Linked DNA regions of Homo sapiens: region 2 is linked to region 1. Evidence: chromatin loops called from intact Hi-C (ENCODE). Cell type or tissue: PC-3. All regions are shown on one strand. Links, peaks and the distances in the headings refer to the core of each region. The heading gives the core; the rest is flanking DNA.

Evidence for each region. Hi-C counts contacts between places; a loop is a spot of excess contacts. Peaks named below come from ENCODE experiments on the same cell type or tissue, not always from the same donor. Only the 100,000 strongest peaks of a DNase experiment are listed, where the experiment ranks them.
Region 2: it touches region 1 in a loop (6-fold over the local background); 3 of 110 quality-filtered maps call a loop at or near these places.

Annotation. Positions count from the first base shown.
Region 1 is chr16:76,814,099-76,830,715 of GRCh38, forward strand. No RefSeq gene overlaps it. Among named protein-coding and RNA genes, the nearest start is that of MIR4719, 47 kb to the right of the region's middle. In PC-3, for the core only: CTCF peaks have their summits at 9,119 and 9,323; no DNase peak of the experiment used is centred there; H3K27me3 peaks cover 516 bases.
Region 2 is chr16:76,747,633-76,764,249 of GRCh38, forward strand. No RefSeq gene overlaps it. Among named protein-coding and RNA genes, the nearest start is that of MIR4719, 110 kb to the right of the region's middle. In PC-3, for the core only: no CTCF peak of the experiment used is centred there; no DNase peak of the experiment used is centred there; H3K27ac peaks cover 1,329 bases.

The DNA of each region.
Region 1 (16,617 bases), core at 5,879-13,878:
TCTCTGCCATTAGATTTTCAAACATGACTTCTACCCCTTATCTTTGTCCTCTTGTCTGGGACTGCGGCTACACTATGTCAGAATTTTACCCATGTTCACTATCTTTTAAATTACTCATACCACATATTTTCTAAACTCTTCCTTATTCTTGGTATTCTTGCCTACCCATCTAAACTCTCACAAACTGTCTAAACTGCCGCTATATGCATTCATTTGGCAATTATTTTCATTGTATATGGTTTTATTTCTAGAACTTTGGTTTTACACTTTATTAAAGCTTCTAGTTCTCTGCCAGTTTTTTTTCTTTTCTGAGATAGAATCCCGCTCTGTCACCCAGGCTGGAGTGCAGTGGCGTGATCTCCGCTCATTGCAAGCTCCGCCGTATTAGCCAGAATGGTCTCGATCTCTTGACCTTGTGATCCTCCCAAAGTCCAGAGATTACAGGCGTGAGCCGTCGCACCCAGTCTATCTTGTCTTTTAATAGTCTAAACATTTTATTTTTTTTTAAATGAAGTCTCACTCTGTCATCCAGGCTGGAGTACAGTGGTGCGATCTCAGCTCACTGCAACTTCTGCCTCCCAGGTTCAAGCCATTCTCCTGCCTCAGCCTCCTGAGTAGCTGGGACTACAGGTGCCCACCACTATGCCTGGATCATTTCTGTATTTTTAGAAGAGACAGTTTAGAAGAGACACGTTGTCCAGACTGGTCTCAAACTCCTGACCTCCAGTGATTAACCCCACCCTCGGCCTTCCAAAGTGTTGGTATTACAGGTGTGAGCTACTATGCCAGGACTAATTGTTATTTCAGGGTACATATCTGATCTTTTCATTGCTTTTCTTCTTTTGCACCTGTTTTTGTTATCGTTTTTCTTTAGTTTTTAGTCAAGTCGTATTTGATGTCAAGTTGTATTGAATTCTGTATGTTTACATTAAATACAAGACTTCAAGATTTATTTCTGCTTCAAGCAAATATCTAATTAGGAGTAGCTTGCCTTTATCTTTTTGAGAATTGTCTATTTTAAATGAGATGTTTCAACACTGGTGAGCACTGCTATCTGGTTCAGTGGTTCACTTATAACTTTAGGTGATTTCAGGAACCCAACAAAAAGCCTGGTTGGTTTCCCCAGTCCCTTCCTCCTGAGTGAATATAAAGTCCATCTTTGCTTCCTCCTCCCAGTCGCATAGGACTGTGGCCATTTCTACTCCTCTGAGCCCCTTAGCAACTGTTTTCAGAACTGGCATTGCCTTGAGTGGAGATGGAACCAAGTGTCAATCACATCCCTTGACTTTTCTTTTTCCAGATCTTGGCCCTACAAATACTCATGGCCTTAAAGGTAGCTCTCTAGTATCTTCAAACATTTTTGTTTCTTAGGATTTGGGGTCCAGTTCATTACAGTACTACTGTACACACAAACTAGTCTACCATTATAAAGTGAACTTCCCTTTTCTGATTTTAAAAACTAAAAGAGATTTGACAGAGGGTTTAGACACACACTGCTTTTTGAAGGGAGCCACTCACTGGCTGGTCTCACCTGTTTCCCTGCATCTCACTCTTCTCCCCAGACAAAATACCAGACTGCAGAGTTCATTTGATTTGAGCTACAATACCTCCTGTTTATTGATTCACAGATAGACAAGGTGATAATAGCTTCTGTCTTGCAATATTGTTTGCTGACAATTAAGGCACTATTTTTTGAGTAAAAACATTCAGAGAAAATATGGATAGTGAGGATAGTAATAATTTACAGTAAGAATCAATAAAGCTGCAAAGTAAAAGAATAGATAAAGCATGATGAGATTGTTGGAGGATCTAAACAAAAATAGTAACAGTAACATCTTCCTAGAGCATATTAACTTCTCTTTGGGGAGAAATAGTGTTATTGCATAGAACCAAGGGTATGTTAACCCTAATAAACATATTTTAGAAAGCAAGAACAAAACCACACTGGTAGAATATGAATGTTAATGTTAGCTTAGGTTGACTCTGCTGATAATTGATGGTGAGTCTTGGATCTTTAGCAAAATAAGCAACAGTTGAAATTTAGGAAAATCATTGTCCTTGTTAAAATTGTGGTGGGGAGAATTTGGTGTCCCTGTGTTCATACCCTTCCCCACCTGGACATCTCTTCCAGATTTTTGCAGGCAGATGAATAATGAAACTGGCAAATGAAGGAAAAGCTGTGAGAAAGCTTCAGAGTAGAGTGGCATAATTCAGGCAATCAGAAGAACCAATGTCCATAATCCATCTCATATTGCATCCAGCAGGCCATGTCATATACTAGTTATTTTATATAACAGTAAAAATTATTCTAACATAAGCAATGGTGAAGTTCCCAATGTTCTCTGTTCAGAAAGTTAAGGTTATAAAGCAGGCTTCACTTAGTGGGAGCTAAGAAATAGATAAACCCTGGATAGGAAGAAAAAATGTTCTTTATATGCAAAGATAAGCTACAAAAACTGGTGATTTGGTTTGATGCATTATAAATTAATGACTAAAAAGCAAGTTTGACGGACTGAGGGACTGAGTTCTGTTAGATATTAATGCACATATCACAAGTGTGTACAATCTGATTCATTTAAGCATACCTATATGACTAGTACCATGACCACAAAAATCCTTCCTTGGCTCTTCCTGCTCAAAACTACCAGCCGAAGCCATTTTCTAGACTTCTAAACCAATTGACTATTTGTTTTTGAAATGTTTACAAATGTCATGACATACTTAAACTTGTGTCAAACTTGTTAAACATTGAATTTGTGAGATTATCTATAGTTGTTCCTTGAAGTATAAGCTGAGTTAGAGTTTTGTATATTCAATTGCATAAATACAATATGAATTATCTGTCCATTCTACAGGTGGTGGATATCTGGGGCTTTGGCTATTACAAATGTTTCCATGAATCTTATTGTATATCTTTTAATACATATATTCTATGTATAACGGTTGATTATATACCTGGGGGTTGAATTGCTGGGTCATGAAATATATATATGCATACTAAATGTGAAAATACATAGTTTTTAGTATACACGGCCAAAGAGATGTCCAAAGTACCAGTGAGCATTTTCCCTTCCACCAGGAGAATACCAGTTACCTTCCCCCACATTCTCTCCAACATATGGCCATCCTTTCAATTGTATCCACTCTGGTGGTCATGTAATTTGCACTTTTGTATGATTGATGGAAAGTATTTTATTTACTGAGTTTATTTACTGAGTTTATTTACTAATTACTCCCACTCTGCTTTGCCTCTGTCATCTCTTTGGTGTCTTTTAATAAACAAATGTTCTTAATGTTTGTGAAATCCCATCTGTCAAACTTTTCCTGTAGGACTACTGCTTTTTGCATCTAGTTTCAGAAAATTTTGCTTACTCCAAATCATGAAAAACATTTTTTTGGATTCCAGTTCTCTGCAGAATTCCTCTCACCAATATTTTTGTGATAAATCAGTTTTAAACTTTCTGTGAACTCCAAAATGTTGATCACAGGCTATGTTTACTATTGTTATTGTTTTCTTGAAACTCTTTTAAATAAAATGTTCATTTTGTATGAAAAAAAATTTCCAGATTACAGATGCCATATTCCTTCCTGGAAACTGGCAGGGTTCTTTTGTGTGAATTTAAAGTACAAGTTCAGTTTTGTTACATGCATATATTGCCTGGCAGTAAAGTCTTGGCTCTTAGTGTATCCATTATCTGAATAATGTACATTTTGTACCCATTAAGTAACTTACCCTCCCCACTTCTGCCCGCCCTGCCTAGTCGCCAGTGTCTGTTATTCCACATTCTATGTCCACATCTACACATTATTTAGCTCCCACTTACAAGTGAGGTATGACTTTTTTTCCTGAGTTGTTTCACTTAAGATAATGGCCAGCACAGTGGCTTACGCCTGTTGTAATTCTGGCACTTTGGGAGGCCAAAGCAAGGATTGCTGGAGCTCATGAATTCAAGAACAGTGTACGTAACATGGCAAAACCCCATCTCTACAAAAAGAAAAAGAGTCGGGCATGGTGCTGCACGCCTGTAGTCCCAGCTACTCGGGAGTCTGAGAAGAGAGGATGGTTTCAGCCCAGGACATCAAGGTTGCAGTGAGCCATGATCACTGCACTTCGGCAGTCCAGCCTGGGTGAAGATAGTGAGAGTGAGACCCCAGTCTTTTTTTTTTTTTTTTTTAAAGTTGCATGTAGTTAATTTACAACATCACTGTGGGAGCCGAGATTCCAGAGTTGAGAGTGGGTTTAGATTTTTTATAAAACCTGGCCTATTTTCTGGTTACTCTACTTACAAATTGTTTATCAGGATGCCTTGCTACTTAGGGAAACTAAATTCTAGTTTTGTACTTTACTGTGCTGTGAAACTGCAAAGTTCTGATTCTTAGAAATCTAGACCAATCTTCGCTTAGCCTCTCACCCTGTGGCCCTTTTCCATTGACAAACAGCTCAGAGATGAAAATTGGAGCAGCCAGGTTCACTTTGCACCTCTTCCCTTCCCTGCAGGATCTGGCCCCTCAAGTCCTGCCTACTTGAAAAAATCTGAGCCCGATCTTCGAATCTGCCTCCTTATAAGACTGTCAAACACTGCTTAGCTGCTACTTTCTGTTCAGCTTTTCTACATCCTACCCTATGCTGTTTAACAATCTGCAAATGTCTTGACTAAAAATATGGAATGTTGGGCTCATCTCCAATGTGCTTTCCTTCTCTCCAGGTTCTTGGCTCCAGAACTTCTAACTGCCTTGATAGCTCTCTGATACCTTCACAAATGTGTTTCTTATTATACTTCCTTTTCTAGTGTTCTTGGCATACATTTTGGTCAGCTGCAAACTAATCTATCATCACCAGAAGCAGAAATCTTCAGTTACTACACTCTTGAGTCCAAAAATAACCCTAAAAATGAAAGAACATGATTGATAGGACAAAATTACCATCAATCTAAAATATTTAAGTCAATGTATGACCACATTTCAAATGAGATTATTTGCTGATTTGATAATTGAAATGACTCATGGAGCTACATTAATTTGGCCCCTCCAGATCCCAACGTGAAAGATATAATTAAGAAAGTATTAGTATATATTTAATGCATTTGAACGCATAATATATTTATTTCACTTGAAATCCAAGAAACAGCATATTCTTGCCACAGAAAGCACTTTCCTAATTAGCTCTAGTGGTAGCTGTTATTTATTGTTCACAAGCACTTTAATATGCATTCTCATTAAATACAACTCATGAAATACACAAGGATTACTGCTGTTTATATTTTTGAGATGAGAAAATAAGCAAAGAGTGGAAAGAAACTTGTTTTAAAGGCACACTGTAGTAACTAGAGCAGCCAAAATTCAAATCAAGTGTATTTGATTCCAAAGCCCAAAGGCACATCTTTTGTATATACTATTCAATAAATTTACCCGGAGTTAGCTTGGGAGGGAAACTAGTGAGTATGTACATAAATATAAATGTAAATGGCATGTTTTCATCTTCTCGAGGAAATTTCAGCATTCCTGATACCGTGTGTACCAGCAAAAAGGACAAAAGAAGCAAACACTTTCACCTCTACTCATCAGATTCACCGAATTTGTTACAATTTTTTAATAGTTCGAGGTCCCCACTGGAAAAGTCAGCGCTGATTGCATAAGCTTCACCAGGAGCTGCAGCCGTCCCAGCATCCCTGCTTGTTAGTTCAATAATGCGGAAGTGAATATGAAGGCTGTGGGGGCCTCTGTGATAATATTGTTGGAATTTAGGATGTTATTAACAATTTGCAATACAAATGAGTAGTCTGCAGGAGAGGAATCATACTGTGATCATACCTAATCAATGTAAGAATTAAAAACAAGCTAACATGTGGGGAGGCACAGATGCAGATATTAGGAACTAAGCTTTTAGCCTGCCATTAGACTGCAGTCATTGGATTCAAGGTCAGAACATATGTGCTCAGATTTTATATTCTTTATTACCATTTTCATTGAACAGGAGCAAAACTAGAAAACTTCCTCACATGAATGTACGGAAAGAGTCTCTTTTGCTTCCATGCTAAGTAGAAACTCCTGGGACCACTCACTGGCGATCATATAGACTGAACTGAGATGTAAATCACAATCAGCTGTCACAGTGCGTTAATGATCAGAAAAGGTCTTAGATGTGCCTTCATAATGCATTGTAATTTATTTAATCTCCTCTCTTTACCTCTCTTAATTCGTTAACTCTCAAAACATTTAATGCACACCCTTTCCCGGTGTGTGATGGCTAATAGAAATCCAGCCTAAATAAGGAGTTGAGCGGTTTTTGAACAGTTAGGAAGTCTGGGGGTATATAAGGGCTTAAAATACACATACAATCCCATCTCCAGAAAATACTTTTCAGTGTAAAAGGAATGCTGCATTTAGTTGAATTTGTCTCTCTTGTCCCAGGTAAAGTGGTGGTTTCTTGTTTCAGTAAAGCGCTTTTAAGGGCTCTTACAATTATATTTTTATTTCTTACATATATTAAGTGTCAGTTTATTTTGGCAACAACTTTAAAGGCTATTGAAAAATGATTCACTGAAAGCAATTAAAAATCTTTAAGAATAACCGCGCCGGGCGCGGTGGCTCATGCCTGTAATCCCAGCACTTGGGGAGGCCGAGGCAGGTGGATCATCTGAGGTCAGGAATTCGAGACCAGCCTGACCAACATGGTGAAACCCCGTTTCCACTAAAAATACAAAATGAGCCGGGCATGGTTGCACATGCCTGTAATCCCATCTAGTCTAGTCAGGAGGCTGAGGGCAGAGAGAATCACTTGAACCCGGGAGGCGGAGGTTGCCGTGAGCTGAGATCATGCCATTGCACTCCAGCCTGGGCAACAGAGCCAAACTCCATCTAAAAAAAAGTAAACCCAGCAGTCCCACTTTAAATCATTACTGTTAGAAAATTTTTATTTTCTAAAATTGAGCATCAAATAAGAATAGCCAGATCTTTTACCAAAATATTGATAATTTGTATATGAGCAGTAGATCCTTCCTATGAATACGAAGTAATGACAAAAATATCCAGTTATTTAAGGATATGGGTAGTTGAGTTGATTGCTTTACAATTTTCTAATGCTAGTTTTCTTTCTTTGAGATGGCCTCTTTCACCCAGGCCAAAGAGCATCGCTGTAATCGCAGCTCACAGCAGCCTCCACCTTCACCATGTCCAGCTAATTAAAATTTATTTTTATTTTTTCATGGAGAGAAGCCTTCACTATGTTGCCCAAGCTGGTCTCAAAATCTTGTGCTCAAGTGATTCTCCCACTTTGCTCCTGGAAGCAAAGTGCTGGGATTACAGGCATGAGCCACCACACCCAAAACTAATGCTAGTTTTTTTCACGGATAATATAGTTATCACCAACCAAATAAAGGCCTACAGAAACCCAGGGCTAATGTTTTATCTGTAATGCACCTGATCTGTTCTTAGGCCTCCATCTACATCTGTTACCAGTATTCTAAGAAGGGCTGTATTCAAGTGGGAAGCACGGTAGGTTTAAAAATACTCTCCAGCCTTTATTGATCATCTGTAGAAAATATAAGGGACATAATACATAGGATATAAGAATATAGATCAAATCCAGCCTTATATAGATACATAGTAATTGTATGCTAAGTGTACTAGTCTGTTCTCATGCTGCTAATAAAGACATACCCAAGACTGGGTAATTTAGGAATGAAAGAGGTTTAATTGACTCACAGTTCCACATGGCTGAGGAGGCTTCACAATCATGGTGGAATGCAAAGGAGCAAAGTCACATCTTACGTGGTGGTAGGGAAGAGAGTGTGTGCAGGGGAACTTCCATTTATGAAACCATCAGATCTCATGAGACTTACTCACTATGATGAGAACAGGATGGGGAAAACTGCCCCCATGATAAAATTATCTCCCCCTGGCCCTGCCCTTGACCCATGGGGATTCTTACAATTTAAAATGAGATTTGGGTGGAAACGCAGCCAAACATGACTAACAAATTCATTATTTTTTAAATCTATGAACATAGGATAGTATCTACTTTACACAATTGTTCTAAAAATAGTAATATATTTGATGGACTGATTTTAAACAGAATGGAATTTAATGCAAGGATTTTGGAGTTTACAAATCCACTGGAGGATCTGAAGAACAGTACACAGCATACAGGTATCCCTCTGTTTCCATGGGACACTGGGTTATGTCCACCGATTGCATATAGGCTTATTTCCTTGTCCTTATTCCCTAAACACTACAGTGTAACAACTACTCACATAGCATTTACTTTGTATTAGGTACCGTAAGTAATCTAGAGATTATTTAAAGTATACAGAAAAATGCATAAATTGTGTGCAAATACTGTGCCATTTTATATAAGGCACTTACACATCTTCTGATTTTGTATCCATGGGTTGGGAAAGGGGGTACTAAAACCAGTCCTTCACAATCTCTTGGATACTGACCCTATGAGATGTAACGTAGTACTCAAACCTGACTTTCCATCTGAATCGACTTTCCATCTGAATCACCTGGAAGGCTTGTTAAAACACAAATTGCTGGGTCACGCTACCAGTTTCTTACTCAACGTGTCTCGGGTCAGACCGATCACTGGCTTTTCCAAAAAGCTCCCAAGTGATGTTGATACAGCTGACCTAGGGGACCATACTATAAGAATTACTGCTCTAGGGTAACAACCACTGAGGCTGCACCTAGACCTAGGCTGGAAACAAGCTGCTGCCACTACTGGTGGAGAATTGAACAAGGAAACTGCATTCCAGAAAAGTCAGATCCAGAAGGCTCTGCTGCTGCAGCTGCCTCTTGACCTTCAGGAAGATGTTTAGTTGGCAATGAAAAGCTTCTGCAAGGAAGCTCCATTTCTCCATGGTCCTGCCCATCAGAAGCCTGCACTTTCATCTGATAATCTATAAGGGATTTTTATTTTTTTTTTCTTTTAGCTTTATCAGGTCGAAGGAGGATACAATAGAGGTTAAATAACCTGTTTATTTTTTAAAGTGTCAATTTCTATTCTTTCTGGGTTTCCAACATGTCAGGTTATAGAATGCAACATTAACTGAAGTGATTGACTAATCTCCTTTCTTTCTCACTGAAATTAACTAATTTGAGACAGAGTCTCCCTCTGTCGGCCAAGCTGGAGTGCAATGGCGTGATCTTGGCTCACTGCAACCTCCGTCTCCTGGGCTCAAGCAATTCTCTTACCTCAGCCTCCTGAGTAGCTGGGGTTACAGGCGTGTTTTGCCACGCCTGGCTAATTTTTGTATTTTTAGTAGAGATGAGGTTTCACCGTTCTGGCCAGGCTGGTCTCGAACTCCTGACCTCAGGTAATCCGCCCGCCTCAGCCTCCCAAAGTGCTGGGATTACCGGCGTGAGCCACCGCACCTGGCCTTGTTTTAATTCTTTTATCTTGGAAAAAATAGACCTGCAGAAAATTTCATAAGCACTTTTTTTGGATTTCCACATCTCCCTTCATTGCTAACATTGTGTCATATCTGCTTTCTCTATTCAGTATTTTTGCTGAACATGTGAAAGTTGTAGAGATCATGACTCTTCAGTAAATTCAACATGTTTTATCAAAGAACAAGGGCAATTTTCTGCATAATCACAGTGAAATTATCAAATTTAGAAAAGTAAATATTCAGTGATGTTATCAATATACTTCCATATTCAAATTTTGCCAATTACGCTCTATTTATATGGCAACTTTTTTTTTTTCCAGCCCATGGTCCAACCAGGGTCACATACTACATTGAGTTGCCATGTTTTATATGCTTTAATTTGGGGCAGTTCTTCAGACATTTTGTCTTCCGTGATAGTGATATTTGTGAGGAGTATAGTCTAGTTGTGTTGTGGTCTATTCAGAGTTTAGCTGAATCTTTCCTGTTGTTTCAATTCGAGTTACGCATTTTTTAGCAGAATACTGCATAAATGATACGTGTCCTTCTTCGTAGATCATATCAGGAAACACCTATTGTCATTTTATCCCACCAGTGGTTAAAGGTGGTGTTCACCAAATTTCTCCACTAAAGATACATTGTGCGTTTTGTTAAGTTCTCTGTGGTGAAAAATCTTGAAACTGCAAAAATATCCTGTTCTGAAATCAACTTTCACCTAATGGTTTTAACATCCAGTAATGAATTTTTTTCTGCATTGGTTATTTCTAAGCTAGTCTGAAATAATGGTTTTTCTGTAGTCCCGATAGTATTAGAATTGGCATTCTACAGAAAGAATAACCTTTTCTTCCATCTGTTTGTTGATACTGGGTAATGCATGAAAAAACCATTTTGTAGAAAAGAGCTAATAGTATTCTGACAACCCTTTAAAATATGAAGCAAAAATACCCATTGGATTTGATACTAGTTCTTTGGAAAATTTGACACAATCTGCCAAGCAAAGTTTATCATTTATTTTGAGACAGAATCTTGTTCAGTTGCCCAGGCTGGAGTGCAGTGGCACAATCATGACTAACTGCAGACCTGATCTCCCAGGCTCAAGCAATCCTCTCACTTCAGCCTCCAGAGTAATTGGAACTAGAGTTATGTACCACCATGCCTAGCTAATTAAAAAGAAAAAAATTGTAGTTACAGGTTCTTGCTATGTTGCCCAGGCCAATCTCAAACTTCTGGGCTGAAGGGATCCTCCCACCTCAGCCTCCCAAAGTGCTGTGATTACAGGCATGAGCCCACTGCACCTGGCCAGAGTTGACTTGATTATTGGCACAAACTCCTTTTCATTTCTTGGTAAACATTGTATTGCCACATGGAAGACATTTTCAATGTTTGCCAGCTTTTGGAAGATTTCTGTGGCCTGGTAAAAACATGATGGCAAAGTGGAGAAGCAGGGGAGCTCTACTCTGAATCTTCATATTTAGACAGATGCTTTCTGTGTTGTTCTTGGGTCTGTATACTCCTGAGATGACATCTTGCTTTTCTCAGTGTACCAACTTCTCTTTCTGATTTGACCAGCTGACTGTGTATTTTAAATATGCATATGCAAACAGAAATGTTAAATGTTTTACATTTCTTTCGTATTTTTGGATGCTTTAGCCTACAGCTCTTCGCAAAATTTTCTAGCCCTAAGAGTCTTTTTATTGTGGCAACTAAATTACATAGGCTATAACAAATAACTTATGGCATACTTTACAGGAATGTAATTGCCTGTAATGTCTACCTGTTTAGAGACATTGGCATCAAATATCATCTTAATGATATGGGTATGCATTCAGTTTTGCTTCTTTCTCATATATCAGAAAAGTAGGATGTTAGGAGTATTGGAAATATAGTGCATTCTACCAAAAAGTAAGATAGTTCTTAAATACAAAAGTTTATTAATCCTTATACATTTTTAATAAACACATCCAGATTGGATTCTTGTTGGTTTTATCAGTGAAGGGAAATGAAGACATTTTCTGAAATTGGCAGGGTAAATTTTGAAGTGGTTACTCTTTCAGTTTCTTTTTGTTTTGATTTTAGATTATATTTTCCCCCCAAATTCTATAATCTAGAAATATGTCACGTAAGTCATTGTTATTTATCTTTGAAACTTCAGTAGAGACATACTGTATACATGTAGTCTACAAATAGTGATTCAGCATGGGAGCAAGCTGAATGGAAGAGTGAGAAACTGAACCAAATCCTGTTTTAGAAAGAACCATGGAGATGGTAATGACTTGTGTTACGAACACAGATCCCCCCACTAGCCGTCGATTTACCAGTCTGTACTGATAAATGTTCGAAGTGATTTGTTATCCAAGTCAAAGATGGCCATGAGAAAAACAGAAAAGGACAGGATTATGTAGCAACTTGTTTTGACTATTTTTAAGCTACTCATATATTAAGTTCCTTACAGAATTCAGAAAAATGCAAAGTAGAAGAAAAGATAAAATCTCAGAGGTGTGCAGTTAGTGCTTTGTCCACTATGGGAATGAAATGAAATACGGAATGATCTGACGTGGGTAAATTTCTTAAATAATGTGAACTTCTGTTTCTTCAAGGCAAGTTTGTTACAGCTGTGACTTGAAACGTGAACAGATCATTTGCCATGGCCACATTAGTCCGTCTGCGGAAACTCAGCCATGTATTTTGTGTGTAAATGCAGTCCTGATCATAGTATATGTGTTCATTCTCCACTAAAGCCGACATCCTCCTTGTAATCTCAAGACATATATTAATTTGTAACTCAAAACTGTTCATTGCCACATGAAAAAGGGAAATTTTTTTTTAGTTTTCCAACTACAATCTGAAATAATATTCCTTCAGAAATCTGATTACTAGAGACCATTTGACTCCACAGAAATATCTTAATGCTATAGTAAGTATAGAAATGACAACAGCAAATATTGACCACTATGTACCAGGCTCTGTGTTAAGTTTTCTGAATATAAAATATGAATTACAACAGTTTGTATCTATTTTGGAATTGACTAAATTTAGGTTCAAGAAGGTTAGGTAACATACCCAAAGTAACTCAGGGAAAGTAAATGTTCATATGTGTAACCTCTCAGGTAACTGGGAAACACGTGAAATTAAGCAGTTTATTTTTCTTAAATATATGGGTTAATATTTTTAAGAGGTCAACATCTAATTATTTTTAAGGTGCACACAGTCTGAAAAATATTTACAACTTCAGAGTTCAGTAATACGTGACAGTGGTCAAAAGTATCACTGTTGGCAAAGAAATATCCTGGTGTCTGCATAAAGGTCTATTAAGCTGTAACCATAGCTGTTGAGTTCATTTTGGCTTCTGTGATTCCCCCCCTCCGCCCCAGACAAATCGGATTCCAGATTGCCTCGTGGCATTGAAATCGGGTTTTTTTTTTCCATTATATTATTCTTTAAAGTTGATTTGCATTAAGGACTATGCAGTGCCTGCCATTTTAGCAGCTTTCCTTTTAAGTGTTCTTGGTGATTTTGTTAAGAGGCATATAGGAGTAAATGTGTGCAAGAAAAAAATACACAGAATAAAGTATATATAAATATAAATGGAAACTAAATAGATACATCTCAAGGAAAGACACAAAAACATTTATTTCCTGCTCCTGCAAATCAAAACAAAGCTTGTAGGGACTACATTTGATTTATTTTCTTCACAAAAGAATCATGTTAAGAGTGTGAATATATTTGTGGATATGTATTTGTAAGTGTTGACAAACTCTTGTTTCATTTGTGTGAAACTCCTACACTTGCCTTTACTTAATCAAAATCTTTCCTTGTATTCTGGAACTGCTTTTCCTGAGCTTTTTCACCAGTTAAAAAATTAAGACTTTCATTTCAATTAAGGGGGGGAGGTGGGTGGAAAGCATGGGAAAATAGAGGAAAATAGTGTCTTTCAAAGACAAATAGTGGGAGAAGGGTGGTGGGAAAGATTTTTTGTGAATTCATTTCAAGCTAGTTTTAAAAAATTCATATTTCACTAATAAACTGAGACCTTTTAAGATATTTAGGTGAATTTCTTAAAATGGCCAAGCTCAGGAATGTGAGAACATTGACATTCAGCACTTCTGTGGGTTAGAAATTCCTCTTCTTGCATAGGAAGAAGAGAAAATGCATGTTATCTATTGAGGTCTTTTCCACCTCGTCAAACAGCTGAGAGTCACCGACTTGTATTTTTGGATTACATCCGTGACTTTATAAATGACAATATGCTTCAGGATATTTTCGTTTTCAGGTCTTCAGATCTGCCCATAGTCCTCTGTAGGGAATGTGACTTGCCCACCTTCCTTAGAGGCATTCCTGTTTTTTCCTGTGATTCTCCCTCGTTCTCCCCAGTGCTGGTCATCAGTGATCATACAGGACTGGATACCTGATCAATGGAAGTCAACAACTTGGCTTTTTTGTTGTTCTATGAACCTGCTAGGAGTAACTATAGCAAACTCGCCTACCAAGAAGCAGACAGTGGGACGTATACACAGAGAAATGGAGTGAGAGACCCTGAGGCTCTGGAATGGGCTGTGGACAGGGAGCGGAGCTGCTTCAGTCCTGATGTATTCCGTTTCCTTGAACAGACCACGTAAGACCAGGACCTACTTTGTATTCTGTCGTTGGATGCCACAGATATTCCTGCCCATAAAGATAGTCTTCACTGTGTAGAATTTGGGTAGAATTGCAGTCTTCTTATTACTAGAACTAATAGGAAACCCTCAAATATTTCATCAGTGCGTTCTGTATTCGGTGAACAAAAACTGATTGTAATGTAAATGCGGGATTCATTATTTACTCATTTATTCACCACTTTTTGATGAATGCTTCATGTTCTAGGCACTTTCCTAGGGGCTGTGGTTATAGCAATAAACAAAATGGACAAATGTATTTATCCTCATGAAGCTTGCACTCCAGTGTGGGAGACAAGTAATAAGAATAAGAAGTGAGGGATGTTAATGATATCTTCTAGAGGAAAACTGAGGAAGAGAACAGGAAAAACTAGAGGGAAATGTGCATTATTTGCAATGTCCGGAGTAGCCTTTATTTGGCAAAACAATGCTGAAGATGAGGGAGTGAGCCAAGAGGAAAACTAATGGCAGAGAACTTGGAAAAGAAGAAACAAGGAATGAAAAGGACTTTAGGGGGGTCATGCCTAGCAGGTTTGTAAAACAGACAATGGGGTGGCTAGAGTGAAGTGAGCAATTGAAGGGTAGCAGAATCGAGATCAGAGGAAACGGAGCCAGATTATGTAGAACCCAATTTCCAATTCTCCTAATTAAAAAAACCTTACTAGCAACAAGGGACAAGAGATTATGCACAGGCTGTTATCACCTGCTGAGTCCTCAGAGGCTGAGGTGACACACATGCTCCTCCTTGCTTATATGCACTGCTGGAAGAATGGGAAAATCAATTGATTAAAATCGTGCTTGTGCTATTTATATTTTGTGATAATGGGATAATTATAGGCTTCCAGGGTTTTTTGTTAAAATTAATGATAGGTGATTGCATGGAACGTCTTAGCTTTCAGTATAGGAGTTCACGACTCTCTGACTTATGTGGGGGATTATTATGGATCTATAGGCTATTCATCAAGGTTCATTCAGTTACAAAAAACAGACTCTTTTCAAACCTAACTCATGATAAAATCGTTCTAAAGAGGGGACACGGACCTAATCTTCATTGGATGTGTCATCCGTGTGAAGTGCAGGACAGCAGTGGTAGAACTCAGTTTCTCAGGACTGAGTTTCTCCTCCATGGTCTGCAGGCTTGCCTGTCTTCTCTCTCCTGGCTTTTTCTACCAGGTAGGAGGCTCTGTTTTGGGTAGATAGTGAACACCAGCACCCCCGACCCCCGCAGAGGCTTTAAAATCGAGGCTCCTTGTCTACTCATTTCTAGTTAGAAAAACCTAGGGCTTCCTTACCTGCTCTCTCTCCTGGCCAATCCCTAGGGAAAAACACATCATTCAAGGTGGGGTAAAGAGTTCGTTTCTCCACATCCTCCTCAACACTTTGGATCTTTTTGTATTTTTTTATAATGCCCATCTTGACTGGTGAGAGGTGATATCTCATTATGATTTTGATTTTTATTTCCCTAAAGATAAGTGATGAGTATCTTTTCATGTACCTGTTAACCATTTATACATCTTTTTCTGGAGAAATGCCTATCATGTTCTTAGCCCATTTTTAATCAGGTCATTATTATTTTGCTGTTGAGTCATTGGAGTCCTTATACTTTTATATTAATCCCTTATTAGATTATGACTTGTAAATATTTTTTCCCCACTATGTAAGTTGCCTTTTCTCTCTGTTCTTTGTAGAATGCTTCTACTCTGATAAAGTCCTACTTGTCTAATTTTACTTTTGGTGTCATATCTGAGAAATGATTGCCAAGCTCTTGCATAGCATTGGTGGGAATGTATAATGGTAGAGCCACTATGGAAACCAGAATGGCAGTTGTTAAAGCCAGAGTTACTAGCAGTTATCCAGCTATGCTGCTTCTGCATATACATCCAAAGGAATTGAAATCAGATTCCCAGAGATAGCTGTACTCCCATGTTCATTGCCACATCAATCACAACAGATAAGATGTGGCAACAATTAAATGTCCATCAACAGATGAATGAATAAAGAAATGTGGTATAGATAATGGAATATTTTTCAGCCATAAAGATAATCCTGCCATATGCTACAACATGGATGAAACTGGAAGACATGATGCCAAGTGAAATAAGCCAGTTACCAAAGGACGAATACTGTATGACTCTACTTCGATGAGACATCTAAATAGTGACACTCATAACAACAAAGTAGAAAGGTGGTTGCCAGGGATTGAGGGGAGGGCAAATAGGAGTAGCTGTTCCACAGGTATGAAGTTTCAGTCATGCAAGATTAATGAATTCTAGAGATCTGCTTTAAGACACTGCCTATAGTTAACAGTACTGCGTTGGGCACTTGCAAATTTGATGAGAAGAGGATATTTCTCATGTTAAGTCGTCTTACCACAAAAAATTAGGGTGAAAGAGGGGGAAGTCTTTCCCTAAAACGGGATATGAGAGTGTGTTTCCATCAGACGGGAGGATTCATGAGTACGATAGTCTCCCTTATCCACATGGAATACGTTCCAAGACCCCAAGTGGAAGCCTGAAACCACAGATAGTACTGAACCCTGTATATACCGTGTTTTTTTTTCCTATACATGCATACTT
Region 2 (16,617 bases), core at 5,843-13,842, 67 kb before region 1:
TGGGGCTCAAGGTTTAAATGTACCTAAGTTTCTAGATGCCTTAGTTGCAAAGACAGCTTTTAAGGCTCTGGAAATGGTCTGAACTAATCATATGTTTCCATAAAATTTATAGAAGTAAGATACTTTAATCACAATTACTTAAGACTGGTTTCTGTCTCCTGCTTAACTTCTCTTCTCACTCTGACCCTACTTGACGACATTGTAGGCATTTTGAGATATTCTTAACTTTCAGATGACTATTGGTATTTTTTCATCACTATCAATCATATCAAAATTCAAAAAGGATAGTTAAAAGTAAACTGTAGGAAAGATAAGATCAATACTATTACTTAAAAAACTGCTTTTTTTGGAAATAATATACCCAGTAATATTTACAGACTAACAAAGAGAACATGTAATGGATCAAAGAGGTATTTTTCAGATCTTTTGTGAAGAATATTTTTTAAAAGCTACACCCTTATGAGATTCTAAATAGCCTATTTCATGACTAACAGATTTAAGTAATGTTTTATTGGTAAACTATTTACAGAAAGACAGAAATCATTCACATCAGTTGGGTTCTAAGACTGGATGCATATGATGACAGCACTCAAAAATCTTGAAGATTTCATAGACCAGAAGAAGCTAGGTTTATTTGATTTACACATAAATAAGTAAACATGCACAGGTTGGATCAGTGTTTTGAAGTAAAGACTGGAGGGAACATTCAGCATTATTTTGAGATGCTAAAAGATTAATTGCAGCCATTCAATTCTCAGGGAAAGATGTTTCCCCTTTAGCAGTGACAGTGACGAGAGGCATCCCTGAAATAATAGAAATGCCATGAGAATCGTGGAACTAATTGCGAAATAAGGTTCATTTTTGCACTAGCACTTGGAAAAAAAATGAAAGCAAGAATAGACCAGTTAGATTTATTTATCAAAAGCCTTGTGTGAACACTTATTACAAAAAAGAGAAAACCTGCACAAATTGAGACAGTGTGTCCATTTAAAAAATATAGAAGACAAATTATACTCTATTGTTAATAGATCTTCCATCAAATGTGACAGTGTTGAACAGCTGGAGATTATTGTGTGCTACTGTTAAAGGGAAAACACTATGGATTTTTTTTTAGCTTTTTTTTTTTTTAACAAACAAAGCCATCTGTCACTTTATTCAACAAAGTGGAATCGTGTGGGTAATTATAACCTCTGGTTGAACATCAAATAATGGTAAGAAAAGTAAAGAAAAAGGCTGCAATCATGCTTTAAAAAACACTGGTATATGACCTGAGGTGACATCAGCAGGCATAGTGGCATAAGAACATTCAAACATCCTCTTATCAGTGAAACAATAAGAACACTGGCCACAATTGACAATCACCAAGTTTTTCAGAACTCTGGAAATTTACCAAAAATGTTAACATGGGGAATATTTATTTGAGAAAAAACAGCTGAATCTCAGCAAGAACAGTCAGCTTTGTCACATTTTAACTTTCCCTATTCCCATCCTCCTCTCCCAAATTCCATGGCAACCTTGAAAACCAACAGTCCTGCAATTGCAATGAGAAGCAGCAGCATAGCAGACACCAAAGGGGGCAGAATAAGTTTAGAACTGCCCTCAAGCACCATTCTCAGAGAACTGTCATTATTTGACCTGCCTAGTAGTTCTGCAGAAACCCCCACTAACAGGGCTCTTCTTCATTTGACCTGACTTGGCTCATTTAGTTTGAACAGCGTTTTACATGAGAACGTTTGTCAAAAGTAAGCAAACAAACAAAACCTAGCAGCAATTTTTTTTAAGATTTTGAGTGACTGAGATAGTGATAACAGTTATGTACATAAGTGGCTTTGGAAAGTTTTGCCATATTGCTGGGAATCTAGAATGCCACACATATGCCTAGGATTGTGAGTATGCTAGAGAAGGCTTGAGAAGGCACCAAGTAGCCACCTCTGGATGACTTTGAGGTTCTATGCAAGCAGTTATTTTATCTTTTTCCTGATTGAGCAGTCATCTCTGTGTTGCACATCTTTTACTGTTTTCCAGAGTTCTTATAAGGTGTTTTGTTTTGTTTTGTTTTGTTTTTCTGAGAGGTTGTGCATATTTTTCAGTGTTTCTCTTGGGGAACAGAAGTGAAGACTAAAGCAGAATTATAAACTGCTTGCCCGAGTGTTGAAACATTTCTTAACTTATAAGGTATACAGAGCCCCTCAACAAAGGCTGGGGTACTTAGTAGTTCTTGGCATTTAAGAAAATTGTGAAATCATTTACTTACCACTAAGCTAACTCAATAGGGACTTCAGCGGTCACACATGATGAAGAATACAAACTGTACAGGAAAGTCACTAAACAAACAAATCGCAAAACAATGTCTACCAACAATCACCACAAATCATCTAGACAGGAAAGACTGAGTTTTAGAATTGCCATATTGTACTATTCAAAATGTCCAGTAGGTTGAAAAATTATGAGACATGTAAAGAAATAAGAAATTACCTATGACATAGCTAAAGGAATGAAACTCTTGTCTCTGCGGTTGTGCTGTTTATGACATGAAATTGCATGAACCACAAACAGTCTCATAATCACCAGAGTGAATGATGGGTTTGCTGGCTTGTGCACAGGGGAAGGGAGAAAAGGCTGGGGTTGATTTGGGTGTTAGGATTGGACTTCTGCACTGAGTAGGCTTGTTTTTCATTTGTTGTTGTTAATAATTTTTTGTTGAATTGTAGCACATATTCAGAAAAGGACACAATTTTTAAGTATGCAATTTGATGATATTCAACCTAGATTAGGAAATAAACTATCTTCATTTCAGAATCTCCTCTCATGTTCCCTTCCAGTTTCCAACTCCTGGTGCTGGTTTTTTGCAACATAAATTAGAGATCTCATTTTTTCTCAGCTCAAAACAATTGGATTATAGAGTATATGTTCTTTTGTATCTGGCTTCTTTTGTTAAATATTATGTCTGAGAAATTTATCCACGTTTTGCATTTATTTATAGCTTGTTTATTCTCACTGCTGAATAGCATATGTTATGTAAGCATACCATTATTTATTTATTCTTTCTACTCTTGATAAAAATTTTGGATTGTTTCCAGTTTTTGACAATTAGACTGCTGCTAATAACCTTATTTATTAAAACAAATAATCAAACAAACAAATATTACTCCCTGAAGCAAGCTCATAGAAAAAAAAAACAGTTGTTTAAAAAAAGAGTTATCAGTAGAGATAACCCATAAGATAGCTACGTTCTTGATTCAGTGCTGCTATTTCTTGCAGTGTGGGCTACAGTTTAGATTTGCATGTGTCTCGCGGGCCTGAAACTCCATGAACAGACACAAAAATGACTAGCCAACTCTATTTAAATCATTTAAGTGTTTATTTTAGAAGATCCCTGAACACTTAAGTCAATTGACTATCCAGGCATTCTGAGCTTGTGTCAGTTTCCTGCTCATTCCACCTGGGTGAGCTATTTGTCTTATAAAGCCTCTTTTTAATCAGTCAAGTAAAGCATATCCCCTAAAATCTATTGGCTAGTCAGATGTCAGGGCACTAGAAATTGTTTTCAGCAGTCACTTTGCAAAGCAACTCAGGAAATTTCTTGGCAGATGCCTGTACCTTGTCGTGATACTGTTCTTGTTAATAGTAATCACAAATGAAAAAAATTTCCTTCCTAAGAGGAGGGAAGCTTTGTTCTGAAGAAGTCCATGCAGCAGGAGTCCAAATTCTTCCATCTAGGCAGCCAAGTATTACTGAGATGGAGGTAGGTGAGGTCACCTGGAGACAGTACCTCCTAGATGTCCGGAGTGGCCAGTGAACTGCAGAAGGAGAAGGGGCAGGAGGGTTCCCTAACCGCTAAGCGAAGGAGCATCCGAGGGTGAGAGATAGACCCTCCCAAGGCATGTGGATAGAGAAGTTGGTCATGGCTCTCAGACCCTGCTCTCCTTGGATCTGAAGGAATCTTTGTGGAATTAGGGATGTAAAGCCTCAGACCATCAGAGCACAGCAGCCTCACACACTTCCATGTCTAAGAAGTTTTGACTGATGATTCTGCCAAACAGGAAGCTACTCACTTATCCATCCAGGCTACTGCATCAGGGTTCCTGATGTTCTACAACAGTGAGTCCTTATTTAAGCCTTCAACCCCCATGGCGTGGTCAGAGCATAACGCTGCTATCCCTATCTCACATGCACAGGTAATTTAATGAAGGGATGCTGGCTAGGATCAGTGGCCTAGACCCCGGCTTTCCCTGTGATGTCTGAGTGTGTGAAATTATGCCATAGTGCATGCATATCCCTTTCTGGGCAAGCTATCTTGAGGGTCTTACACAAGGAGAAACATTTCAGAACTTGCCTTCCAGAACTAGAGTCCGCCAGCCCCAACTCCACTGCAAGATTTAAATCTATGGGCTACCAAGCCTCTCCCATAGGCCACCTTACAGAATAAAGCCAAGTTCATTGTGGAGAGACACAGTCTGCACACACGTGACATTTGGTCTTCCTTTAACATGATTGCAATAGTATACAGAGCACATAATAGCAAATAAGTCTCTACAACTAGGAGAATAATGACATTTTAAGGGCAACTAGAACAATTTGAAATGGTGTGTTTCTAGACTACATACATATCTAGCATATACTATTTATTCCTCCATTTATTATTAATTTGTGTCTTATACAAATGTGTGTATACACTTGCTTAGGAATAACAAATGTTTTCTAAAGAATTTCTGCTTCTGCTGCTTATTTCCTATTTGAAAACACAACTCTCTGTGTGTAAAAAAAAATAATCATTTTTCACAGCAATGAGTGTTGAAAATATTACCCTCCCACAAACCAAGACATAAAGTATAAGAGGGGAATACAGTAATGGCGGCTTCCTGGATCAAGCTGAAAACATCATTGCTATGTGGGTTCTCAAGGACAGCTGCTATTCTCTTACACTACTTTCAGCATCTTTATGCTCTTTATACTTGCAAGGAGATTACCGTCACTAGTCCTCCTGTATCTCTTATGCAAACCTTCTTTAGGCTTACAAAGTAACATTCCATCATCACCCACATCTAACAAAGGGAAAAGTCTGGCTTAGTGGAATTTGCTCAAGGTTATAGAATATGTAATTGGAATATTTGGGGATAAAATTCCCCTATCTTATTCTATCACGTGTTGCAGATATAGATCACTGTTCACAATAGAAAGTGAATGACCAAGACACTGGAATGATGCCCTCCTCCATACCCTAAGAGGAAATTAATTAGAATCAGTTTAACTTGAAATATAAATGGCACAGATATCATCTCAGTGCAAACAAAACAGAAAACTTACCATTCAAGTTATTTATGGGGGTAGGGGGGTGATATCATTATCTGACAAATATGGGAGACAAAGACGAGGTTCCCCACCAGGATCCTTCTAAGTCCTATGTCTTGAGACTAGAAACATGCAATGTCAGAGAGGCAGCCCTTAGTAGAGCTCCTGATCTAGGAGAGTCCTATGTGTACATACCATCTTTCACTAGAAATCATAGATGGTTTTCTCCATTTGTTTTATATCACCCTATAGAAGAAACACGTTTGCAAATCTACGTTCTATGTTTAAGCCAAACATTTATATTTCATTATATTATATTAATTGGCACTGATTTGAAAGATGACTACATTGAAGAAATCATGCTATCCCTCATAAGTAGCACCTGAGGACATATTTTAATATGTTTCTACAATATCTTGATCTCTAAATTTGGTATCTCTCTTTAATGACTTTCATAATGACTGGCTTAGGCCATCTATACTCAAGTGAGTTCCAAAGAATTTCAGGGAACTGGCCAATCAAAATTGACCAATTTAAGAGATGTGAAGGGGCACTACTGATTTTTTTAAATGCTGTTTTCAAGGATTTTCTGACAGTTTTAGTGGTAGTTGGAAGAATGTCAAATTTACCCTTTAATAGAAGTAGATTAGTTACAAGAGGGCAGAATAATGTCGCTTTCTCTGTTGCCAAACTCATCCTGAACTGTGGTTTATGCTTCATTCTCTTAACTGAATTGGAAAGGAGTTTAAGTATTTAAAAAGGGAAAAAATGAATATGCATCACATCCTCCTCTAGATTTTTTTACACTGTGTGCATATAAGATAAAATAGAATATAATTCATACTGTTCTAAACCAAGTGGTTTCTGTAATAATTAGCAGACTATATTAAGTAATTAAATACAAGGCTTTGACTTTTGTTACTGAGGCTTCTTGATTCAATACTCCAGCTGTTCTACTTTCAATTTTAGGCTTCCATTAATGAGATGCAATTCATGCCAAATACTAGAAAATTGTTATGAGAAAGAAAGAAAATTAAAATGCAAGTTCTTATTTTCCAAGTGGAATATGATTATTATAAAATTTAAGAAATTCATATGATTGTCTATTTTCATCACAGATTTTAATACATAGTATTGATAACATCAAAAGTAGGTATTCTGTCATTCAGAACTATGTATTACTTATTAGATGCTAAAAATACAAAGAAATTAATTGCATTTTTCTTATAATAGAAATCATACTTTTATATAGTTTAGTACACTGTATCATGTTTTCTGTGCATCTACATTGATGTAATACATATTTTTAAATATTACTTAGAGACATAATACAACATATCAATATGAACTAAGTATAAAGTGGGAGATTAGACATTGTGTGATTGTTACTCTTGCTGTATTCTCTCTATGAGTAATTCAAAATTGGAAACACATTCTGTAGCTTTCTTGGACTGTGTTTATTTTAAGCTTTAATGTCTTCAAGAGTAAGCCACCAATCATGGCAAAAATAACTCACATTTTATCCAGTATGATTGGGGAAACCACCAATATTTAACAAGCTTAATACATTTTAAGCTTTTGTGTTCTTTTTTTCTTTCAGTTAAATTCAAAAACAGCCTTGCTCACAAAATCTAGAATTTCAGGAAAGAAATATGGAATACCATCTGCTCTAAATAAAAGAAATTCTGCTTGATATCTTGGTTCACATAAAAATAATGAGATCTTGAATCTTTTTATGATTTCCTCAGGTTTGAAGGTCAGAAATATTTCTCTACTTTTGATTTACACTGTTCATTAATAGAAATATGGTCATTCCAGTTAGTCCACATTTGTTTGATTATCACTGGCTGAATATATATCCTCCTTAAGAGACTATTTATTTGAAATTTCTAAACACCAATTTCTTTTTTAAAAAATAAACTTCTTATACTGCAATACTATTAGATGCACAGAACGGTGGCAAAGATAGTATAGACAATTCTCATATACTGTCCAGTTTCCCTCATTGTTATTAACACCTTATGTTGCCATGGTACATTTGTCAAAACTAAGAGGCTGACACTGGAACATTACTATTAACTGAAGTCTTGACTTCATTCGGATTCCATCAGTTTTTCCATTACTGCCCGTTTTCTATTCCAGGATCCAATCTAGGATATTGCATTATATTTAGTCATCATAGCTCACAGTGTCCTCTGATCTGTGGCAGTTTTTTAGCCTTTCTCTGTTTCTCACGGCCTTCATGGACTTTAGACGTACTACCAGGTATCCTGTAGAATGTTCCCCATCTGGGATCATCTGAAGTTTTTCTCATGATTAGATTGAGTTCATGGGTTTGGGGGAAAACAAGCACAGATATAAAGTGCACTTCTCATCACCTCACATCAGGGAGTACATATTAACGATATGACCTCACTATGACACTAACCTTCATCGTTTGATAAAGGTAGGGCTTGGCAGGTCTCCACTTTAAAATTATTCCATTTATCTTTCCCTATTGGATTCTTTGGCAGAAAGGAACTAAATCTACATTCAATAGATTTGGGGTGGGAAGGATAAGTTTCCCTGAAAAAAAAAAAGGTGGGGATTATCTACATATATAGTTAGAATATTTCAGTAAGGAAGTTTCTTCTTGCACATTTATTCATCCATTCAACTATTCATTGGTATCAGTATGACACATGCATACTTATACTTGGGGTTACAGTCCAATAAAATGTTATTTTCTTTCCGAAGTTATTTTAGTTCTGGCTTTATTTCAGTTTCACATTGGCTCCTGTATCCCCTTGACATACTCCGATGTTTTTGTTTTTCTAACATACCCTCATTTCCTGTTACTACAAGATCCTCCAGATTCATCTTGTATTTCCTCTGCACCATCTCTAAAATCAGTTATTTCTCTAAGCAACTTGATTTCCTTGTAATGGAAATCGTATTTTGAGGCCAATATTGGAGCACTTGCTGTGCTCATTGGTACTTTGAGTCCTTGCTTCTAGGCCATCATAGAAGGCCGGTGGCGTATATGGATACTAACCCGTGCATATACACATATTTATAATTATTTCGGTAAGTATTCATCTACATATATGGTAAGCTGCTAGGATGGTGCAAAAGTAATCATGGTTTTAGCCATGGAAAGTAAGGGCAAAAACTGCAGTTACTTTTGCACCAACCTAATAAAATGAGTCCATATTGATATCTCTGACTCTTATCCCATACCATGGTGTTCAGTCTAGCTTTTCATACTTATTAATCTATAATTTCACTCTCTAGCAGAAAAACCTGTCCCCTACCATCCACTACCTATTTGCATATTTGTCCAAACCCAGTACATGTAAATATTTTCAAAATTAAAGTACAGCCTTATGGGAAACAAATTTACCAGCTGGAATGCAGTGTTTATGTATATAGTTCCTTTGGTCTTTAGCCTTATAATTTCTAGTCAAACCATTCTTTTTCAAAATTATGTTTTTCTATGTTAGATCTTAATTTTCTTTACATCAATTTCACTGAGATTATTTCATACATTTTTATTACTAGGAGAGTCATTTGCCACAGTCTGCATTCCATTCTAGGGTTCCACATCTCCTGATTGATTTATTTTTGTTTGCATACATTAAAGGTCACTCTTTATGATTTGCAGTTTATGGACTTGACAAATACATAGCATCATGTATCCACCTCTACAAAGTCATAAAGGTTAGTTCTACCACTGTAAAAATTCTTTTGTGCTTTCTCTAGTCAATCACTGTCCCCTGTCCAAACCTCTGACAACCCTTGGTCAGTTTTCTGTCTGATAGGTTTTCCTTTTCCAGAATGTCATATAAATGTAGTCATAGAATTTGCAGCCTTTTAATTCTAGCTTCTTTCACTTAGCAAAATGCATTTGAAATTCATCAATGGTTTTGCATGAATTAATAACTCATTCATTTTCACTGCTGAATCATATTCCACTGTATGGATATACTGCAATTCATTTACTATTCACCTATTGATAGACATCCAAGTTACTTTCAGTTTTTGGCAATTATGGACAAAGTTGCTACATACAATCACAGGGAGATTTTTGTGTGAAAGTTAAGTTTTTCAGTTAGTTGAGTTAATACCTAGGAGCATGACTGCTATGTCAGATGATAAATCTATGTTTAACTTCATAAGAGCCAAACTGTCAAGATGCTTTATCATTTTGCATTCCTACCACCAGTGAAAGAAGGAACTGCTTTTTCTGCATTCATGCCAGCATTTGTCAATGTTTTTGGATATTAGTCATTATAAAAAGTGGGTAGTTGCACTACACTGTGGTTTTAATTTGCAATACCCTGTTGACATGTGAGATTGAGGATTTTTCTAAATGTATTTATTTTCCATCCACATATTCTTTGGTAAAGTGTCTTTTCTGATCTTTTTTTTTCTTATTTATTTATTTTTTTTTATTATACTTTAAGTTTTAGGGTACATGTGCACATTGTGCAGGTTAGTTACATATGTATACATGTGCCATGCTGGTGCACTGCACCCACTAACTCGTCATCTAGCATTAGGTATATCTCCCAATGCTATCCCTCCCCCCTCCCCCCACCCCACCACAGTCCCCAAAGTGTGATATTCCCCTTCCTGTGTCCATGTGATCTCATTGTTCAATTCCCACCTATGAGTGAGAATATGCGGTGTTTGGTTTTTTGTTCTTGCGATCGTTTACTGAGAATGATGATTTCCAATTTCATCCATGTCCCTACAAAGGACATGAACTCATCATTTTTTATGGCTGCATAGTATTCCATGGTGTATATGTGCCACATTTTCTTAATCCAGTCTATCATTGTTGGACATTTGGGTTGGTTCCAAGTCTTTGCTATTGTGAATAATGCTGCAATAAACATACGTGTGCATGTGTCTTTATAGCAGCATGATTTATAGTCCTTTGGGTATATACCCAGTAATGGGATGGCTGGGTCAAATGGTATTTCTAGTTCTAGATCCCTGAGGAATCGCCACACTGACTTCCACAATGGTTGAACTAGTTTACAGTCCCACCAACAGTGTAAAAGTGTTCCTATTTCTCCACATCCTCTCCAGCACCTGTTGTTTCCTGACTTTTTAATGATCACCATTCTAACTGGTGTGAGATGGTATCTCATAGTGGTTTTGATTTGCATTTCTCTGATGGCCAGTGATGATGAGCATTTTTTCATGTGTTTTTTGGCTGCATAAATGTCTTCTTTTGAGAAGTGTCTGTTCATATCCTTCACCCACTTTTTGATGGGGTTGTTTGTTTTTTTCTTGTAAATTTGTTTGAGTTCATTGTAGATTCTGGATATTAGCCCTTTGTCAGATGAGTAGGTTGCGAAAATTTTCTCCCATTTTGTAGGTTGCCTGTTCACTCTGATGGTAGTTTCTTTTGCTGTGCAGAAGCTCTTTAGTTTAATTAGATCCCATTTGTCAATTTTGTCTTTTGTTGCCATTGCTTTTGGTGTTTTAGACATGAAGTCCTTGCCCAAATCAATGTACAAAAATCACAAGCATTCTTATACACCAACAACAGACAAACAGGGAGCCAAATCATGAGTGAACTCCCATTCACAATTGCTTCAAAGAGAATAAAATACCTAGGAATCCAACTTACAAGGGATGTGAAGGACCTCTTCAAGGAGAACTACAAACCACTGCTCAAGGAAATAAAAGAGGATATAAACAAATGGAAGAACATTCCATGCTCATGGGTAGGAAGAATCGATATCGTGAAAATGGCCATACTGCCCAAGGTAATTTACAGATTCAATGCCATCCCCATCAAGCTACCAATGACTTTCTTCACAGAATTGGAAAAAACTACTTTAAAGTTCATATGGAACCAAAAAAGAGCCCGCATTGCCAAGTCAATCCTAAGCCAAAAGAACAAAGTTGGAGGAATCACACTACCTGACTTCAAACTATACTACAAGGCTACAGTAACCAAAATAGCATGGTACTGGTACCAAAACAGAGATATAGATCAATGGAACAGAACAGAGCCCTCAGAAATAACGCTGCATAACTACAACTATCTGATATTTGACAAACTTGAGAAAAACAAGCAATGGGGAAAGGATTCCCTATTTAATAAATGGTGCTGGGGAAACTGGCTAGCCATATGTAGGAAGCTGAAACTGGATCCCTCCCTTACACCTTATACAAAAATCAATTCAAGATGGATTAAAGATTTAAACGTTAGACCTAAAACCATAAAAATCCTAGAAGAAAACCTAGGCATTACCATTCAGGACATAGACATGGTCTTTTCTGATCTTTCGCCCATGTTATAACTAGGTTGTTTCTTAGTGTTGAGGTTTAAGAATTCTTCGTATATCAGATACAGATATTTTATTAGGTATGACTGTCGCAAATGTGTTCCCAGTCTGTGGCTTGTATTTCCATTTTCTGAAGAATGTTTTTAGAGACTTAAAAGATTTTGGGCCAGGCACGGTGGCTCACGCCTGTAATACCAGCACTTTGGGAGGCGGAGGCGGGCGGATCACCTGGTCAGGATAGGGAGACCATCTTGGCTAACACGCTGAAACCCCATCTCTACTAAAAATACAAAAACAAAAAATTAGCCAGGCGTGGTGGTGGGTGCCTGTAGTCCCAGCCACTTGGGAGGCTGAGGCAGGAGAATAGTGTGAACCTGGGAGGCAGAGCTTGCAGTGAGCCGAGATTGTGCCACTGTACTCCAGCCTGGGCGACAGAGCGAGATTCCATCTCAAAAAAAAAAAAAAAAAAAAAAAAAGATTTTGGTAAAGTCCAACTTGTCACTATTCTTTCATAGATTGTGATTTTGGTAAAGTATCTAAAAATTCATCACCAAACACAAGTCATCCAACTTTTCTCCTGTATGTTATACTAGGAGTTTTATAGTTAATGTTTTACATTTTGATCTATAATCCTTTTCCAAGTAATTTTCACAAAAGATGTGAGGTAGTTGACTAGATTAATTTTTATTGTATATGGATGCCCAGTCATTCCTGTACAATTTTCTGAAAATACCCTTCACCACTAAATTATCTTTGCCTCTTTATCAAAAACCAGTTGCCCACTGTATGGCCCTATTTCTTAGTTTTCTATTCTGTTCCGATAATCTAAATGTCTATTTTTTCATTAATGCCACACAATTTTGTTAAGTTTAACTGTATAGTAGGTCTTAAAATCAGGTCATATGAGTCCTCATTTTTCTTTTTCAGAGTTATTTTAGTTATTCTAGAGATACACTCATTTTTAAATTAATGTTTTTGGAAAGAAAAAAGATCTGCATAGTTGTACGATTCTAATAAGAAATGTTTTTAATTTCAAAGATTTTCTTATCTTTTAATACTTAATATTTAGTATTGTTTTTCTGCTGTTAATAGTAATAGTGGAGGAGCTATGTTAATTTCAGACCAAGCAGACTTCAGTACAAGGAAAAATATGAGGAACAAAAAGACACATTACACAATAATAAATGAGTTGATTTTTCAAGAAGACATGATTGCGCACCTAGCAACAGAGCATCAAAATATATGAAGGAGAAACTTACAGAACTACAAGGAAAAATAGACAAATCCAACAAATAGTTGAATACTTTAATGCCTCTCTTTCAGTAATTGATAGATCGAGAAGGCAGAAAGTCATTAAGGATATAGTTAACCCGATAGCACTATCAGTCACTTTGATGTAATTGGCATTTATCAACTAATCCAAAACAGCAGAATTCACATTCATATAGCAGCCACATCGAACATTCACCAACATTGACCACATCCTAGATAATAAAACACACCATAACCAATTTAAAAATTTAGAAATCCTGTAAAGTATATTCTAGAACACAATGAGAATAAACAAGGAAAAAAATCAAATTATAAATTCTCCAAATATTTGGATATTAAGCAACATGATTCTACATAACACATGAGTCAAAGAAATCTCAAATGACTTTAAAACTATTTTGAACTTTTAGTGATGGTAAAGATATAACTGACTATTTGTGTGGTGCATCGAAAGCACAGCTTAAGGATAAATGCATAGCATTAAACACACACGTCAGAAAAGAAAGAGATCTAAAATCAATAATACAAATTTTCTCATAGAACGCCAGGGAAAGTTATTTAAGCCTAAAACAAGCCGTATATATATATATCTGTATGGACTAGCTTTTATATATATAGGGACCAGCTTATACATATGGTCCCTAAAAAGTATCAGTGAAATTTATAAACCTCTAGGCTGGCTAATCAAAAGAAAAAAACACAAGCAAAAGAAAAAGAGGCAAACAGCTGGAAAGAGAAGGAGGGAGGAAAGGAGGGAGAGATGATAACAGGAAGGAAGGAAGAAAGGAAGGAAGGAAGAAAGGAAACAAGAATTACCAACATCACACATGAAAGAGAAATTATCGTTACTGAACTTATGGATATTAAAAGGATAAAAATACTATGAAGAATTCTATGGCACACATGCTGTAATTTAGATAAAATAAACCAATCCCTTGAAAGCAACTATTAAAATTTACCAAATAAGAACTAGATTATCTGAATAGAACTAGATTATCTATATTTTTTAACTTGAATCAATAATTAGTTATACATTAAAAAAAGAAAGCACCAGGTTCAGATGGCTTCAGTGTGGATTCTTCCAAACATTTAAGGAAGAAATGAAGCCAATTCTTCTAAGATTTTCTTTAGAAAATAGAAGCATCTGTTTTCTATTCCTTAAGAAAACAGAAGCATCTATTTCTCACAATAGAAGTGAGACATCACTTTCTAATTTATTCTATAAACCCAACATTACCTTAATTTTAAAAAAAAAGAAATATTGTAAGAGAGGAAAACTACAAACCAATATGCCTCATGAATATACATGCAACAATCCTCAGCAAAATATGAGCAACTCTAATCCAACAATATATAAAAAATAATTATACACCACAACCAAGTGAGATTTGTTCTAGGTAAGCAAGACTTTCTGATAGTCAAAAATCAACCATTGTAACTGACAGCATCAAGTGGCTAAAAAAGAAAAATTATTTGATATCAATTGATGCAGAAAGAAAAAAACCATTGGAAAAAACCTAACATATGTTCATAATAAAAATTCTCAGTAAAATAGAAACAAAGGCAATGATATGGTTTGGATATTTGCCCCCCTCCGAATCTCATGTTGAAATGTGATCTCCAGTGTTCAAGGTGGGGCCTAGTGGGAAGTGTTTAGATCATAGAACGCAGACAGCTCATAAATGGTTTGGTGCCATCCCCATGGCAATGAGTGCATTCTTGCTTTGATAGTTTAGGTGAGATTTGCTTGTTTAAAAGAGTCTGGTACCTCTTCCTCCTCTGGCTTACTCTCCCTCACCATGTGATATGTCAGCTTCCCCTTTACCTTCTGAGTTTTCTGAGGTTCTCACCAGAAGCAAATGCCAAAACTATGCTTTCTGTACATAAACCCTGCAGAACCATGAGCCTAATAAACCGTTTTTTCTTTATAAATTACCCAGTCTCGGATATCTCTTTATAGCAACACAAAATGGACTACAACCAAAATTTGGTACTGAAGGGTGGGGCATTGCTATTATCTCAAATGTGGAAGCAGTTTTGAAATTGGGTAACGGAAGAGGTTGAAAGAGTTTGGAGGGCTCAGAAGACAGGAAGATGTAGGAAAGTTCAGAACTTCTTAAAGATTGTTAAGTGGTTGTGATACAAATGCTGATAGAAATATGGACATTGAAGGCCAGGCTGAGGAGGTCTGATATGAAAATGGGAAATTTATTAGAAACTGGAACAAAGGTCACCCTTATTATGCTTTAGCAAACAACTAGGTTGCATTGTGTCCATGTCCTAGGGCTTTGTGGAAGGCTGAACTTAAGAACAACAACCTAGGGTATCTGGCAGAAGAAATTTCTAAGTATAAAAAAAGGTGGTATGACTGCTTCTAATAGCCTACAATGAGATACAGGAGCAAAGGAATGACATAGTTGGAATTTATAATTAAAAGGAAAGCAGAGCATACAAATTTGGAAAATTTGCAATCTATCCATGTAGTAGAGAAGTAAAAAACATCTTCAGGAGAGGAATTCAAGAGGCCTGTGGAGAAACCACTTGCTAGAGACATTTGTAAGACTAAAAGGGAGCCAGGTGCCATCCAAGACAATGGGAAAAAGGCCCATTATTATTTCAGAAATATTCAAGGTAGCCCCACCCACCACAGTCCCAGAGGCCTAAGAGAAAAAAACAGTTTTATAGGCTAGGCCTGGGGCACCACTTCCTTGCTCAGCCTTGGGACAGTGCTCCCCACATCCCTGCCACTCCAGCTTCATCTAGGACTCAAAGAGCCTCAGATACAGCATGGTCCACCACTCCAGAGAGTGCAAGCCATAAACCTTAGTGGTTTCCACAAAGTGTTAAGCCTGTAGGCACACAGAATGCAGGAGTGAAGGAAGTTTGATGGCTGCCACCTAGATTTCAGAAGATGTACGGGAAAGCCTGGGTGCCCATGCAGAACCCTACTCTACCCTATTAGGGCAATGCTGACCGGAAATGTGGGGTTGAAGATCCCACAGAGTCCCCATCAGGGCACTGCCTAGTGAGCTGTGGGAACGGGGCTACCATGTTCTAGATCCTGGAATGATAGATTTACCAGTAGCTTGCATACTGAGCCTGGAAAAGCTGCAGGCACTCAACTCCAACTCCTGAGAACAAGCATTGCATCCTGCAAGGCCAAAGGGGCAGAGCTTCCCAAATAGAGTAGAAGCTTCCTGAGACCTTCATTAGAAGTAAATGCCAGCACTATGCTTCCTATACAGTCTACAGAACCATGAGCAAAATAAACCTCTTTTCTTTACAAATTATCCAGCCTCAGGTATTCCCTTACAGCAGTGCAAAATGGAATGACAGAGAAAACTTTCTCAATTTGATTAACAGAATCCATTAATAAAAGACACCCTACAGCTAACGTCATACTTAATCATGACAAAAATCAATGCTTTTTTTTCCTGTGAATGAGAACAAGTATATCCTCTCTCTCCACTCTTATTCAATATTGTACTAGAAATTCCAGCTAGTTCAATAATACAAGAAAAGGAAATAAAATCTATACAGATTGGGAAGAAAAAAATAAAATTTTCTTTTTTTCACAAAATATTGTCTTTCTTTTGTTTGTTTGTTTTTGACATGGTGTTTCACTGTTGTCGCCCAGACTAGAGTGCAATGGCACGATCTTGGCTCACTGTAACCTCCATCTCCTGAGTAGCTGGGATTACAGGTGCCCATCACCACATCTGGCTAATTTTTTTATTTTTAGTAGAGATGGGGTTTCAACATGTTC